2 separate regions of the Homo sapiens genome follow, and region 2 is linked to region 1. The links are chromatin loops, found by intact Hi-C in ENCODE. Cell type or tissue: GM12878. All regions are shown on one strand. Region 1 overlaps ABCC1 (ATP binding cassette subfamily C member 1 (ABCC1 blood group)). Region 2 overlaps ABCC1 (ATP binding cassette subfamily C member 1 (ABCC1 blood group)).

Region 1 (8,000 bases):
GCACATATGTGTGCTATATAGAATCATGGTCTGGGCAGGGCATGGTGGCTCACACCTATAATCCTAGCACTTTAGGAGGCCCAGACAGGAGGATCACTTGAGACAAGGAGTTTGAGGCCAGCCTGGGCAACATAGGGAGACCCTGTCTCTACAAAAATAACAAACTGGCCGGGGGTGGTGGCTCATGCCTGTAATCCCAGCACTTTGGGGGGCCTAGGTGGGTGGATCACCTGAGGTCCGGAGTTCGAGACCAGCCTGGCCAACATGGTGAAATCCCATCTCTACTAAAAATACAAAATCAGCCGGGCGTGGTGGCGCATGCCTGTAATCCCAGCCTCTCGGGAGGCTGAGGCAGGAGAATCGCTTGAATCCAGGAGGCAGAGGTTGCGGCAACTCAAGATCACACCATTACATTTCAGCCTGGGCAACAAAGCGAAACTCCATCTCGGGGGGAAAAATAAAAAAATAAATAAATAAAAAATAAATGTAGATGGGCATGTTGGTGCATGCCTACACTCCCAGCTACTTGGGAGGCTGAGGCAGAAGGATCATTTGAGCCCAGGAGTTCAAGCCTGCAGTGAGCTGTGATCTCACGCCAGTGAAGTCCAGCCTGGGCAACAGAGTATGACTCTGACTCTAAAATTTAAAAAATGAAAAATTAATTTAGAAAAATAAAGATTCATGGTCCTTGGCAACCTGGCTCCACGTTGTCTTTCCTGACCCCTCTGTCACATCCACTCTATCCCCCCAACCTTCACACCGTGTTCCTTCACCGAACACCTTGTCCTCCCTGCCTGCATCCTCCCCTTAACCTTCCACCCCTCCCTGGACACACTGTTCACCCTGCTCAGAATGTCCTGCCTTAAACTTGTTCTCTCCTTTTTTTTTTCTTTTTCTTTTTTGAGATGAGGTCTCGCTCTGTCCCCCAGACTGGAGCACAGTGGTGCGATCTCGGCTTACTGCAGCCTCCACTTCCCGGGTTCAAGCAATTCTCCTGCCTCAGCCTCTTGAGTAGCTAGGACTACAGGCGTGTGCCACCACGCCGGCTAATTTTTTTATTTTTAGTAGAGACGGGGTTTTGCCATGTTGGCTATACTGGTCTCAAATTCCCGACCTCAAGTGATTCTCCCGCCTCAGCCTCCCAAAGTGCTGGGATTACAGGCATGAGCCACGATGCCCAGCCTCCCTCCTCTTTTTACAATACTCAAGGGCTACACTCTCCGAGAACTCTCTGTTCAGGGCTCAGAAGCTGCAGGTTGCAGGGGCTAAAAGCATGGCATCTGGGGTCCCACCCCTGACTCGGCTGCACATTAGTGGTGTGATCTTGAGCAGGACACTTAACCTCTCTTGCCTGGTTTCCTCACCTGTAAGATGGGAACAAAGCAGGACCCATCTCACAGGGTTGTTGTGAAAATTCAATGAATTTCAAGACACGTGAAACACCAAGAATACTGCCAGGTACATACATAGTAAGTGCTCAATACACACCAGCTGTAATTAATAAAGTTGTTTCCTTGTCTCTGTCACTCACTAAGTTGTGTATCCCCCGGGACAGAGCAGTTTCCTATTTAGCTTAGCAACCCACCCCCTATGCCAGATAGTGAAAACTCAAGGCCATTAGACCCCAGGCAGTTAGTATATAAGTGACCAAAGTAGCCAATGCAAGAGCAAAGTGTGGCAAACGCAACAAAAGGGGGCATCTGCCACTCAATCAGTGGCAGGGAAGACAATAGGGCATGGTGGGGACTGTGGCAAACTGGACAACACATGCCCCATCCAAAGACTGCAGCTGGGGCTGGGAACAGTGGCTCATGCTTATAATGCCAGTGCTCTGGAAGGATCACTTGAGGCCAGGAGTCTAAGACCAGCCTAGACAACACAGTGAGATCCCATTTCTACAGAAAAATTTAAAATTAGCCAAAAATAAGCTGGGCGTGGTGACACACACCTGTAGTCCCAACTACTCAGAAGTCTGAGGTAGGAGGATTGCTTGAGGCCAGAAGTTTGAGGCTGCAGTGAACTATGATGGTACCATAGCACTCCAGCCTGGATGAAAGCGAGATCTCATGTCTTTAAAAAAAAAAAAAAAAAAAAAAAGGCTACATTTAATTTATATCCCAGCTCCAGCTGATCATTGCCTTAAAAAACTATGATTCTAGTCTTACGAGTTATTACTTTTGGTCTCCACTGAGCCCAGCAGATGGCCCAGGGGTCACAGCCAGCTCCTACTTACCATGGTGATGCCCAAGAGAGTTGGGCTGACCAGAAACACTGGGGCCAGGAATATGCCCCGACTTCTTTCCCAGAAAGAGTAGAAGAGGTCTGCCCAGCAGACGATCCACAGCAAAAATCCCAAGGCCTGGAAGAGAAGCACATACATATCCTACAACAGACCGCCCTGGAACCTCCCCCAGGGCCTGCACGAACAGCTCAGCCCCAGGGATAGGAGAACCAGCCAGCCTTCAAATGATCAGCCACAGTCCTAGGACATGGCACATATCCACTGGAATAAGGACAAGTCCTCGGTATGGTGAGCTGGCATCCAGGCCGGCACGTGATGGTCTGTAATCAGCCTGCTACGCCCCACTACCTCCAACAGGACTGTTTGTCTGGTCACCATGCTCCCCGGTGCCTGAACACTCAAGAGCTCAGCTCACAGCTCATCTCTAGCTGCAACTCCGGCGCACTGCACAAGAAAGCCCTCCACGACAACCATTCATTCAACCAGTATTTACTGAGAGCCCTCTACGGGTGGGATATGTTTCAAGGTGCATCCATTCTCAAATGATTCAGAAAAAATAAATTATAGCATGCATACAGAGAGAGAGAACAAAAGCTCATGATAAAACAAATGTAGCAAAAGATTAAAAAATCAGTGAATACAGGCCAGATTCATGCCTGTAATACCAGCACTTTGGGAGGCCGAGGCAGGAGGATCACTGGAAGCCAGGAGTTTGACAACAGCCTGGGCAACAAGGCGAGACCCTGTCTCTACAAAAAATTGTTTTAAATTAGCCAGGCATGGTGGTGTATGCCTGCAGTCCCAGCTACCAGCTACTCAAAAAGCTGAGGCAGGAGGATGGCTTGAGCCAGGAGTTCAAGGTTGCAGTATGCTGTGATCATACCATTGCACTCCAGCCTGGGCAAAAGAGCAACACCTTGTGTCAAAAAAAAACAAAAAACAACAACAAAAAAAAAAAAAACAGGAAACAGTGACTATGAGTGATGGATAGAGAAAATCAGGCAGCAGTTCCTGGTATCATCGCAACTTTTTTTTTTTTTTTTTTTTTTTGAGAAGGAGTCTCGCTCTGTTGCACAGGCTAGAGTGCAGTGGCACTATCTCAGTTCACTGCAACCTCTGCCTCCTGGGTTCAAGGGATCCTCCCACCTCAGCCTCCCAAGTTGCTAAGATTACAGGCACATGCCACCACACCCAGCTCATTTTTGTATTTTTAGTAGAGACAGGTTCACCATGTTGGTCAGGCTGGTCTCAAACTCCTGACCTGCCCGCCTTGGCCTCCCAAAGTGCTGGGATTACAGGCGTGAGCCACCACGCCTGGCCCATTATTGCAATTTTCCTGTAGCTTTAAATTATTTCAAAATAAAAGCCAACTTAAAAAAAAAATTAGGGGCCAGGCGTGGTGGTTCACACTGAGCATCCCAGTACTTTGGGAGACCAAGGCAGGAGGACTGCTTGAGGCCAGGTGTTCAAGACCAGCCCGGGCAACACAGCAAGTCCCCCCTCTCTACAAAAAATAAATTAAAAATTGGCCAGAAAAAATCTATATAAATATATTTAATTAAATAAAAAGGAGATCGGCTCAGTAAGAGGGGAAGAGCTGATAATCTCCCAGGAATGCCTTGAGAACAAGCCTATCATTCCTATTGCATAAACAGGGAAACTGAGGCTTGGGGAGGTTAAAAAATTTGCTCGAGGCCAAATACTAAGCGGCAGAGCAAAGATTTGTACCCATGTTTGTCTCCAGAGCTCCAGTTTTCACCTCCCACATTATTCTTCTGCCTTCTAGAAGAAGGAACTTAGGGTCAACTAAGTAGAAGAGAAATGTCAGTTATCACCAACCACCACTCCCCGTCCAGGTGCACCTTCCCACCCCCCACAACGAAACCCCCCAGTGACTTACAGTTTTGGTTTTGTTGAGAGGTGTCATCTGAATGTAGCCTCGGTCATGTCGGGAGAGATAGAGGAAGTAGAAGGGGAAACAGGCCCAGAGGTAAAAACAAGGCACCCACACGAGGACCGTGTTCTGAAAGCACTTGGTGAAGTCGGGGTTGCTGGTATTCCACGTGACATTCCAGTCCTGCGAACACAAACACAGGCGAGGGGTCAGCAGGACACACCCCAGAGGACAGGAGCTCGCCTGGAGCATGAAACCAGCTGCCACGGGGTTTGAAGAAACAGACAAGGCTCCTATATATCCAAGGACCTTTCAGGATGAACACGCAAACTAAAAAGATCAGTAGCCAGAAAGACTAAGAAATGAGGAACAAGGGATAAAGGTATGTGGTGTCTTCTGCACTCCCACCTGAGCAACAGAGACCCTGTCTCAAAATAAATAAATAAAAATAAAGCTCTCTTAACAGGAGCATACAGGTCAGGTGCAGTGGCTCATGCCTGTAATCCCAGCACTTTGGGAGGCCAAGTGGGCAGACCACTTTAGGCTGGGAGTTCGAGACCAGCCTAGGCAAGATAGTGAGATGCTGCCTCTATGAAAAACACAAAAAGTGGCTGAGCATGGAGCGTGCCTGTATTCCCAGCCACTCAGGCGGCTGAAGTGGGAGGAGTGCCTGAGCCTGGAAGGCGGAAGTTGCAACGAGCTGAGATCATGCCACTGTACTACACCCTGGGCAACAGAGCGAGACCCTGTCTCTCACACACACACACACACACACACACACACAACAGTGCATACACACAAAAAAACCCACCAACAACAAAAAGGTATGTAGCATCTCATCTCACATTAACAGTCCCCAGAACCTGTGGCAAGTCCCACTGTAGTACGAAAGATGGAGAGAGCCATTTAAAGGAACCCTGAAGGATATTCTCTTATAACCGAAGAGCCCTGTGTCATCTAGATCACTCTGACCTTGTGAACTGAGGACTTTCTAATCATCTTCATTCATCATCATCACCTTCCCCACTATGACCATCACCACCACCAATATCACTGCCAACACCATCACCACCATCACCACCATCATCATCACCATCGCCACCATCACCACCACCATCACCGCCACCGCCACCGCCACCGCCACCGCCACCACCACGGATAACAACCAAACTGCAGTTCTGTATGCCAGGCTTTATTCTAAGTACCTCATGTGTATTATCTCCTTTCATTCTGTAATTATTTTTATCATCTCCTTTTTCAGATGTGAAACTCAGGCACAGAAGGGTTAAATACTGTGTCCAGTATCACACAGCTGGTAAGCTCTGGAGCTGAATTCAAACTCGGGCAATGTTGTTCAAGTCTGCATTTTGCCACTGAGCTGTCCAGCCTTGGAAACAAATTTTGTTTCAATTACTTTTACTTAAAAAAAAAAAGCCTGTATTTTGCTAAAGAGCCATGCCAAATAGACAAATTCATAGATACATACATAAATAGATCAGATGTACCTGCCCAAGAATAAACCTCCACCATCAGCTGTTCTGTAATGAAGAATTTAAATTTTTCTTTTTTTTTTCTTTTTTTGAAATGAGGTCTTGCTCTGTTGCCCAGGCTGAAGTGTGGTGGTAAGATCACAGCTTCCTGTGCCTTGAACTTTTGGGCTCAAGCAGTCCTCCCACCTCTGCCTCCCAAGCAGCTATACTACAGGTGTGCACCACCATGCCCAGCTGAAGAATTTAAATTTAATTCAAGCCATAATCTGGCAACTGACTAAATAACTTTGGGAAAACTTACTACCCTTTTTGGGGTCTCAATTTCCTATCTCCACCACAATTCAATCGGATAAAATAAGAAGTACAAAATAGGTTTCCCCACCCACAGTTTGGCCCATAGATGGCTTGTTGTTATTGCTGTTGTTTTAGGCATACTTTTTGTTTTTAAAAAAATTAGATTAGATCCCAACATTTAAAATTTGATTTCCGGCTTTTTATTTTTATTTTTTTTTTTCTTGACAGAGTCTTGCTTTGTCACCCAGACTGGAATGCAGTGGCATGATCTCAGCTCACTGCAATCTCTGCTTCTCGGGTTCAAGCGATCTCGGCTCACTGCAATCTCTGCTTCCCGGGTTCAAGTGATTCTCCTGCCTCAACCTCCTAAATAGCTGGGACTGCGGTCACCCCGCTTGGCTAATTTTTTTTGAATTTTTAGTAAAGACAAGGTTTTACCATATTGGCCAGTCTAGTCTCGAAGTCCTAAACCTCAGGTGATCTGCCAACCTCAGTCTCCCAAAGTGTTGGAATGACAGGCGTGAGCCACCACGCCCGGTCTCTGGCATAACTTTAAAAATCAGAAAATCTTCTGGGCGCAGTGGCTCACGCCTGTCATCCCAGCACTTTGGGAGGCCGAGGCAGGAGGATCACGAGGTCAGGAGATCAAGACCATCCTGGCCAACATGGTAAAACCTCATCTCTACTAAAGTACAAAAAACTAGCCAGGCATGGTGGCGCATGCCTGTAGTCTCAGCTACTTGGGAGGCTGAGGCAGGGGAATCACTTGAACCCAGGAGGCGGAGGTTGCAGTGAGCCAATATCATGCCACTGCACTCCAGCCTGGCAACAGAGCAAGACTGTGTCTCAAAAAAAAAAAAAAAAATCAGAAAATCTGGTGGTGCTGGGCCCCATTCCTGTTACATGACCATCAGTAGGAGCTGGGAGGGGCCAATCTTTAGATTAGGCCCAGTTGTCCATTTGGCTGCGGTCCCCAAAAAGCCCACTTCTCCCACAGCCTTCCCATCCTACTGGCCTATGCACCCTCCAAATAGCTCTGATTCCAACAGCCCTCCCACGATCACCTGAGACCCCCATGGAGTGTCAAGGAACCCAGACCCTTACAGCTCCACAGAGCTTTAAAGCCATATCAAAAAAAAAAAAAAGTTAAAAATGAGAAATGAGGGAAATAAGATCACTTCACTTAAAAAAAAAAGTGTCAATCTGATCAAAATATACATGTTCCAATAATTAAAGAGATCTAGTTATTAGGTTGGGCGCGGTGGCTCATGCCTGTAATCCCAGCACTTTGGGAGGCCTAGGCAGGCAGTCAGGAGTCTGAGACAAGCCCGGCCAACATGGCAAGAACCCCCCATAAAAACATAATTTTTATATTTTACTAAAAACATAAAAATTAGCCGGGCAGGGTAGTGCACGTCTGTAATCCCAGCTAGTAGGGAGGCTCAGGCAGGAGAATCACCTGAACCCGGGAGGCAAAGGTTGCAGTGAGCTGAGACTGCACCACTGCACTCCAGCCTGGGCAACACAGTCTCCATCTCAAAAAAAAAAAAAAAAAAAGTAAACCTTACAAGGCCAACACATACAAAGAGATTTAGCCAGGAAACATCAAGACACAAACCCTAAAAAGGACAAAGTTCACGTCTTTTTGGCCTGGCGTATTTGGAACACAGCCTTGTAAAGAAGAAGTTGATCGTGGAGAAGGCATGACATCTCAAAGACTGATTATTTTAATTGATTTCATACTACTGTTAATTCCTGAGGTGATGGCTGAAAAAAGGATTAAACTGTTGGTGGTCATTATATACAGAACAGCTTCTGAGCAGTTGCCAGTAAAAGCTCATTCCAAAGGAATGTGCCCTGCTAGAAAGAAAACGATACCAAGACTTGACATATGCAGTTATGTATACAAGAGACATAGTTCCAATGTTAAACATTTAATTGACCTGATCCTAGCCCCAAATTATTCCTTGCCAGGACTATGCAACTGCTTCCTAAGTCTTCACTGCCTCCAGCCTCTCCTTGTCCTACTGAGTCCTCCCCGCTACAGCCAGTGCTCCCCACCACAGTCAGTGTTCCCCAC
Region 2 (8,000 bases), 51 kb after region 1:
GTTTTAAAACAAGAGTTTTCTAGCAACCTATAGAAAGTCCTCTTAACCACAGGAAAAAAGTACCTCATCATCTTACGAACAAGCCTTTGGCGGAGAATCAAAGGCAACTGGGGAGTGGGGAAACCCAAGTTGGTCTTGATCACAAACGTTTCAGTTAAGGTTCTGAGAAAGAGAAGAGACTCATAAAACAAAATAAACTGAATTTTTAAGACCTGAGATTCAGCAGGGCGTAGTGCCTCATGCCTGTAATCCCAGCACATGGAAGGGCCAAGGTGGGTGGATTGCTTGAGCCCAGGAGTTCGAGACCAGCCTGAGCAGCATAGCAAGACCCCCATCTATTTTAAAAAAAAAAAAAAAAAAAAAAAACCTGCGTTTCATTCAAACATAAACAGATCAGAAGGTTCTTGCTTCTGCCAGGGACCATGCATTGTTCTACTTCCTTGCTGAGCTGGTAAGCGCCTTCCCTGGAAATTCCAGGACCACAAGCCATTGTGTTAGTGCTTTATGCATTTTGCCGAATGCTCCAGGCTAGATTTTTATGAGATGGGCTCTGCAGTTCCTTTGAGTTAAACTCCTCAATACTTTAACCACACCATGATCTTCCTCAAGGCCTATGCACATTCTCTTCCCACTCTGGGACTCCCTTCCCCCACATCCTTGCATGGCCAGCTTTGCCACTGAGCTCTGGGGTCAAACCTCACCGCCTCCGAAAGGCCTTCTGTGGACATCCCTCCGTAGTAGTTTGCACCTCACCCAGTTTTTCCCGGTTCAAGTCTTTGCAGCACTTGCCAGCATCTGAAATCATTTCCGTCACCCTCAGTGTAAACCCCATGAGAACATGGGCCTGGTCTGTCCTGTTCACTGTTGTATCCTCAGTGCCTAGAGCAGCAGCAGCACATAGTAGCTGCTCAATTAATAATGACTGAATAAATGAATGAATGAAAAGCAGTGTGGGAAGAACAATACAATGAACCCAGGGGTATCAAAGACCACACGAGGCTGGGCGTGGTGGCTCACACCTGTAATCCCAGCACTCTGGGAGACTGCTTGAGCTCAAGAGTTCAAGACCAAACTGGGCAACATAGTGAAACCCCATCTCTACAAAAAAAAATACAAAAATTAGCCGGGTGTGCTGGTGCATGCCTGTAGTCCCAGCTACTTGGGAGGGTGAGTTGGGAGGGTCACTTGGCCTGGGAGGTCGAGACTGCAGTGCAGTGGTACAATCAGCTAGGGCGACAGAACAAGACTCCATCCATCAATCAGTCAAACACCACACAAATTTCTTGTACTGGGAAGACTTAGACATCACACATATTCTCCAAACAAGTATTACCTAGGAGGCCAGTAAAAGGTACACTGAGGTTCCTCAGAGAGAAAACTCACAGAGAGGAAGATAAAAGCTCCATAAAAATCTCAATTACTACTTGAGGGTTACAGGATGCTAGCCTAGAGCCTCCCTCCCTAGACAGGTTTCTCAGAGAGAAAACTCACAGAGAGGAAGAGAAAACCTCCATAAAAATCTCAATTCCTGAGGGTTACAGGATGCTAGCCTAGGGGCACCCTCCCTGGTCATTAACACCCACTTTCCAGAACCTGGCAACCTCCCCAGGAGATGAATCCCACAGTTAAACTAAGGGGACACTTAAGTGGAATCTCAACTTTGTAATCGTCCACTTCTCCTGGGGCACTTTAAAATGAAGGAGTAGAGCTTCAAAGCTGATCTCTCAAGAAAGCCATTTTCGGCTGGGCATGGTGGCTCACGCCTGTAATCCCAGCACTTTGGGAGGCCGAGGCAGGAGGATCGCTTGAGCCCAGGAGTTTGAGACAAGCCTGGGCAACATGGTGAGACCCTGACTCTACAAAAAATACAAAAATTAGCCGGGTATGGTGGTGTGCACCTCTGGTCCCAGCTACCTGGGAGGCTAAGGTGGGAAGATAGCTTCAGCCCAGGAGGTCGAGGCTGCAGTGAGCTATGATTGTGCCACTGCACTCCAGCCTGGGTGACAGAGGGAGACCCTGTCTCAAAAGAAAAAAGAAAGAAAAAGAAAAAGAAAGCCATTTTTGTTTTCCCAGGGGAGAATGAACTGTCACAACTCCAACTGGGAAAATGGAAAAAGGTAAAAAGACACAGCCCTCAGTAAAAAAGAAACTGCCGCAAGTTTCTTCTCTAGCTAATTGGAGTTTAACCTCCTTAACGTCTCATTAAGCTTCTCCAAGGCAACCCCAGTAAGCCAATTACACTAGAATTTCGACAGCCCACAACCTCCTAGGGAAATGCAGGATGAGGAGGAAGGTCTTGCTCCATGTTTCTCCCCCATATTCCTCCACACCAGTGGCTGTGTGATTTCACACCCCAGGGAACATATGGAAACATCTAGAGGCATTTTCGGTTGTCACAACAAGAGGAGGTGCTACCAGCATCTACTAGGGGGTAGAGGCCAGGTTTGGGGCTAAGACTACGCTGCACAGAACAGCAACCAGGCCACAAAGAATGATGTGGCCTACATGTCAACGGGGCCGACACTGAGCAACTGTGCTCCATGTCCCCACCCGCAAAATACAGCTTCCTCAAAGGCCCCGTTCAACCATTCAGCCTCTAAGAGGTAAGTGCAGGTCCCCAGCACCACTCCACCCACAGGGATGCTGCCCTATCCCAGTTTTCTTGCTAAGCGGGGGGAAGCTTGCCTCAGGATGTCTGGCCATTAATTAATTTTGGCAAAATGTTTGGGCAAGTTTTCACGAGCTAGAGTTGTACTGACCACACTAAGAGCTGATCATCAAAGCTAGGCCTTACTTCGCCATGAAAATCTGAAGCCAACATACCAATCAGATGCTAACTTCAAGGTTGGCCTGCAAAGCAGGAGATGCCAACTCAGATACCAACAGGTGCCAAAGTGGGTTCCATCCATGCAAGAAGCAGACCAGGTGTGAGGAAGCACAATTTTAAAAAGGCAACAGGCCAGGCACGGTGGCTCATGCCTGTAATCCCAGCACTTTGGGAGGCTGAGGAACTCAAGTGATCCACTTGAGTTCAGGAATTCAAGACCAGCCTGGCCAATATGGAGAAACCCCATCTCTACTAAAAATACAAAAATAAGCCGAGTGTGGTGGTGCGGGCCTGTAATCCCAGCTACTCGGGAAGCTGAGGCAGCAGAATCACTGGAACCCGGGAGGCAGAGGTTGCAGTGAGCCGAGATTCCACTACTGCACTCCAGCCTGGGTGACAGAGCGAGACTTCGTCTCAAAAAAATAATATAAAATAAAACAAAGGCAACAAACATTTGGCCTTAAAATTAAAGCAACAACAGGGAGGGGTGGGGACTGCGGCAAACTGGAGCAACTCAGAAACGGACAGCCTCAGCGGACCGCTACCATGTATAAATGTGGGCCTGGGGCTAGCAGAACTTCTGATTTTTCAAGGGAAGCCAGAAATCCAGATGTTTCTGTGAAATCTGCCAATGAATAAACATTGTAGGGCGGGCCACAGTGGCTCATGCCTGTAATCCCAGCACTTTAGGAGGCCGAGGCGGGCGGATCACGAGGTCAAGAGATCGAGGCCATGCTGGCCAACATACTGGAAACCCCGTTTCTATCAAAAACACAAAAATTAGCTGGATGTGGTGGCGTGCCCCTGTAGTCCCAGCTACTGGGGAGGCTGAGGCAGAATTGCTTGAACCCAGGAGGCAGAGGTTGCAGTGAGCCAAGATCGTGCCACTGCACTCCAGCCTGGCAACAGAGCAAGACTCCGTCTCAAATAAATAAATAAATAAAATTGGAAATCACAGTCATTCCTATAATTAAAATCAAGCCAAACCAGCACAGTGGTGAGCTATATCTAACCCCTAGCTTGGAACTCATACCTCAAACACTCAAATTCTAATGTTGATTGAGCCCCCACTGTGTGTGAGACACTGAGTCCTGGGAAAAGAGGGGTGGACAAAACCCTGTTCTGACCTTTCCAAGATGAAATAGAAGCTGTTCTGCCAAGCACGGTGGCTCACACCTATAATCCCAGCACTTTGGGAGGCCAAGGCAGGCAGATCGCCTGAGTTCAGGAGTTCACCACCAACCTGAGCAACATGGCAAAACCCTATCTCTACAAAAAAAAAAAAAAAAAAAATTAGCTGGGCATGGTGGTGTGTGCCTGTAGTCCCAGCTACCTGGGGAGCTGAAGTGGGAGAATTGCTTGAGCTCAGGAGGTTGAGGCTGCAGTGAGCTGAGGTCGCGCCACTGCACTCCAGCCTGGGTGACAGAGCAAGACCCTGTCTCAAAAAAATAAAATAAAAAAACAAGCCATCTGATGAGAAAGCTGGAGGACTCAGTTTATCTGAGTGTTCATTCCAGACAGTTAAGTGATTATTTCATCCTTAAAATCCTTACAAAGAAGTTTCGACACCGCCCAAAAGCCACTGTAATACTTCATGTCATTCATTTATTCAACAAACAGCTGACCCTTGAACAACACACATTTAAACTGCACGGGTCCACTTATACTCAGATTATGCTTCTGCCTCTGCCATCCCTGAGATAGCAAGACCAACCCCTCCCCTTCCTCCTCCTCCTTAGCCTCCTCAACGTGAAGACAATGAAGATGAAGACCTTTATGATGATCCACTTCCACTTAATAAATAGTAAAAATCTCTCTTATGAATTAATCTTAACATTTTCTTTTCTCTACCTTGCTTCACTGTAAAAATACAGTATATAATATATATACAAGGTATGAGTTAGGCCAAGTGCAGTGGCTCACGCCTATAATCCCAGCACTTTAGGAGGCCGAGGCAGGTGAATAGCTTGAGGCCAGGAGTTTGAGACCAGCCTCGGCAACACAGCAAGCTCCCCATCTCTATCAAAAAACAACCAACAACAACAGAATTAGTGTTATCAACTGCTTATGTTCTCGGTAAGGCTTCCAGTCAACAGTAAGCTGTTAGTAGTTAAACTTTTAGGGAGTTGAAAGTTAGACCTGAATTTTCTTTCCTTTATTGTGTTTTTTTTTTTTTAGACAGAGTCTTACTCTGTCACCCAAGCTGGAGTGCAATGGCGCGATCTCGGCTCACTGCAGTGTCCGCCTACCAGGTTCAAGCAATGCTCATGCCTCAGCTTCTCAAGTAGCTGGGATTACAGGCACCCGCCACCACACCCAGCTAATTTTTGTAGAGACAGGGTTTTACCATGTTGGCCAGGCTGGTCTCAAACTCCTGACCTCAAGTGATCTGCCTGCCTTGGCCTCCCAAAGTGCTGAGATTACAGGCATGAGCCACCACACCTGGCTAATTTTTGTAGAGATGGGCTTTCACCATGTTGGCCAGACTAGTCTGGAACTCCTGACCTCAGGTAATCCACCTGCCTCGGCCTCCCAAAGTGCTGAGATTACAGGTGTAAGCCACCGCGCTGCATCCTAAATTTTCAACTACATGGGGCATCAGCACTCCTAACCCCTGAATTGTTCCAAGGTCAACTGTTATTTACTAAGCCCCAGGCACAGTTCTAGGTGCTGGGATTACAGCCGTAAACAAACACAGGCCAAAATCCCTGCCCCTATGGAGCCGATCTTTTGGTAGGAGTTTACAGAGTAGGCACAATACTTAAGCAAAATATTACGTGTATTAGAAGGCAGTAAGTGCTACTGGGGGTGTAGATGGGGGACAGAGATTTGCTAGTGGAGGGAAAGAACGGGATGCCTGAGGTGACACCTGAACAAAGTTTGAAGGTGAGGGACATAGTAGGTAGGAGAAACAGCAAGTGCAAAGGCCCTGAGGCAGGGACAGGCCTGGCCACAAGTGTGGCTGGAGGAGAGTGAGACAGAAAGCAGCCAGAGAAGAGGTCAGGGAGGCCAAGGGGACAGATGCTGCCCAGCCTTCGAGGCCACTGTAAGCCCTTTGGCTTGTACCCTCAAGGAACTACTGCAGGGTTTTAGTAGAAGAGGGACAGCTGGGCCAAGACTAGACTGTAGGGGTCAAGGGCAGAGTAGGCACAGCAGCGAACAGGTGGCTGTTTTCTTTTTTTTTGAGACAGAGTCTCACTGTCACCCAGGCTGGAGCGCAGTGGCGAACTCTCGGCTCACTGCAACCTCCAACCCCACTGGGCTCAAGCGATTCTCCTGCCTCAGCCTCCCAAGTAGCTGGGATTACAGGCGCCCACCACCAGGCTCGGCTAATTTTTGTATTTTTAGTTGAGACAGGTTTTCACCATTCTGCCCAGACTGGTCTCAAACTCCTGGCCTCAAATGATCCGTCTGCCTTGGCCTCCCGAAGTGCCAGGATTACAGGCATGAGCCACGGCGCCTGGACTGAGGTGACTGTTCAAATCCAGAAACTGGCCAACGATGACTCGAGCCAGAGTGGAAGTCGGGGAAGCCATGAAAAGCAGCCCGTTTGAGGCAACGGGCAACACGATTTGCTGACAGATGTGATAGGAATGGGAGGAGAAAAAGAGAAGTCAAAGCTGGAGACTGACATGGGAAGAGGAAGCTCACGTTCTTTAGGAACATGGTCAGTGGGAGACACCCACATAGAGAGATCAGTTCCTAAAAGTTGTGTCCACAAACAGAAAAGGTTTTCTTCCCCCCCATCTACCACCAGGTCCCAAAGGCGAGGCACCCCCTCCAGGCTATCACAAATGGAACTTGTCCTCGGAGAAAGAGAACACGACCCTTCAGGAGAGTCTTGGCCAAAGGGACCGGCTGCAGCTGCCTTCTGCAGGGCCCCTGTGGCTGCAGTGGCTCCATTTGGCCAAGGAACCCTGAATCCGCTCCTGATTGGCCTGAATCACGAACCCATTTGGACCAGGAACCCCTGAGTCCACTCCTGCCCAGGCCTCTCCCGGGTCACCCTCATCTCCTCCCAAAGCCATTCACCTTGCCACCTTGCACCCTGTCATGTCACCATCCTGGACCTCAGTGTCCACATCCACGAAATGGGGTGGGTGGAGAGGAGGGCCCCCCAAGATCTGACATCCCTTTCCACTCTAACACTCCATAAGGAAGGGAGAGAGGAAGGGTCTGGAAGGAGGGGCAGCCAAAAAGGGGGAAAACAGGCTGAGCGCGGTGGCTCACGCTTGCAATCCCCAACACTTTGGGAGGCTGAGGCAGGTTGACCACTTGAGGTCAGGAGTTCAAGACCAGCCTGGCCAACATGATGAAACCCCGTCTCTATGGGGGTTTTGTAAAGTTTTGTAAAAATACAAAACTTAGCCAGGCATGGTGGCTGTGCGCCTGTAATCCCAGCTACTCGGGAGCCTGAGGCAGGGGAATCATGTGAACGCAGCAGGCAGAGGTTGTAGTGAACCGAGATCACACCACTGCACCCTAGCCTGGGCGACACAGCAAGACACCATCTCAAAAAAAAAAAAAAAAAAAGGGTGGGGAGGGGAAAACAGAGGAAGTAGGAGAAGGCTAAGGGATGGATTTGAAAACCAAAGCCACACTTGGAGGAGGGGAAAAATTGGCTCGTCGTACACTGCTGTTGAGCCAAGGGGAAGAATTAAACCAGGGATCAGACTGACTCCAAGGCCCAGACCTAGCCCCAAGAGGAATTCCTAATAGCTTCTAAGATATTCTTCCTTGGCGGCTAAGTCAGATATTCAGGGGGTTACTGAGTTGGTGGATGCCACAGAGCATCTCAGAGGTGCACATCAACCCTGGGACCAGCTCACTCCATCGACGGTGACACACACCTGCAGCTTCCTTCTGGTCTTCTCCAGTGGCAGTTGGTGCAACAGCAAAAATTAACTGGAGAATTCCAGGTGGCAACGACCACTGATCTTTACTGAGCGCTGTGTGCCAAGCAGCAACATTTTAAGTCCTTGCTAAGGATTAACTCACTTATTCCTCAAGTCACCGCTATTCACTAGGTACTACGTTATCCCACATAGGGAAACTGAGGCACGGAGAGATGACGTAACCTGCCTCAGCAGCAGAGGCGAATTTGCTCTGAGCCACCACACTATACTGCTTAATACCAAGTTGTTTCCTCTGCTTTTCCATAATTTCCAATTTT

Evidence for each region. Peaks named below come from ENCODE experiments on the same cell type or tissue, not always from the same donor. Only the 100,000 strongest peaks of a DNase experiment are listed, where the experiment ranks them.
Region 2: a loop joins it to region 1, with 2.5 times the contacts of the local background. A loop is called at or near these places in 30 of 110 quality-filtered maps.

Annotation. Positions count from the first base shown.
Region 1 is chr16:16,004,135-16,012,134 of GRCh38, reverse strand. ABCC1 (ATP binding cassette subfamily C member 1 (ABCC1 blood group)) reads right to left here. Exons shown (of 31, transcript NM_004996.4): 2 at 4,143-4,319; 3 at 2,234-2,359. Among named protein-coding and RNA genes, the nearest start is that of ABCC1, 59 kb to the right of the region's middle. In GM12878, no CTCF peak of the experiment used is centred here; DNase peaks (open chromatin) are centred at 4,144 and 4,874; H3K4me3 peaks cover 588 bases; H3K27ac peaks cover 2,875 bases.
Region 2 is chr16:15,953,367-15,961,366 of GRCh38, reverse strand. All of the region lies in intron 1 of ABCC1 (ATP binding cassette subfamily C member 1 (ABCC1 blood group)), which reads right to left. Among named protein-coding and RNA genes, the nearest start is that of ABCC1, 7.8 kb to the right of the region's middle. RefSeq lists enhancers at 2,181-2,681, 2,682-3,182. In GM12878, no CTCF peak of the experiment used is centred here; a DNase peak (open chromatin) is centred at 106; H3K4me3 peaks cover 82 bases; H3K27ac peaks cover 2,643 bases.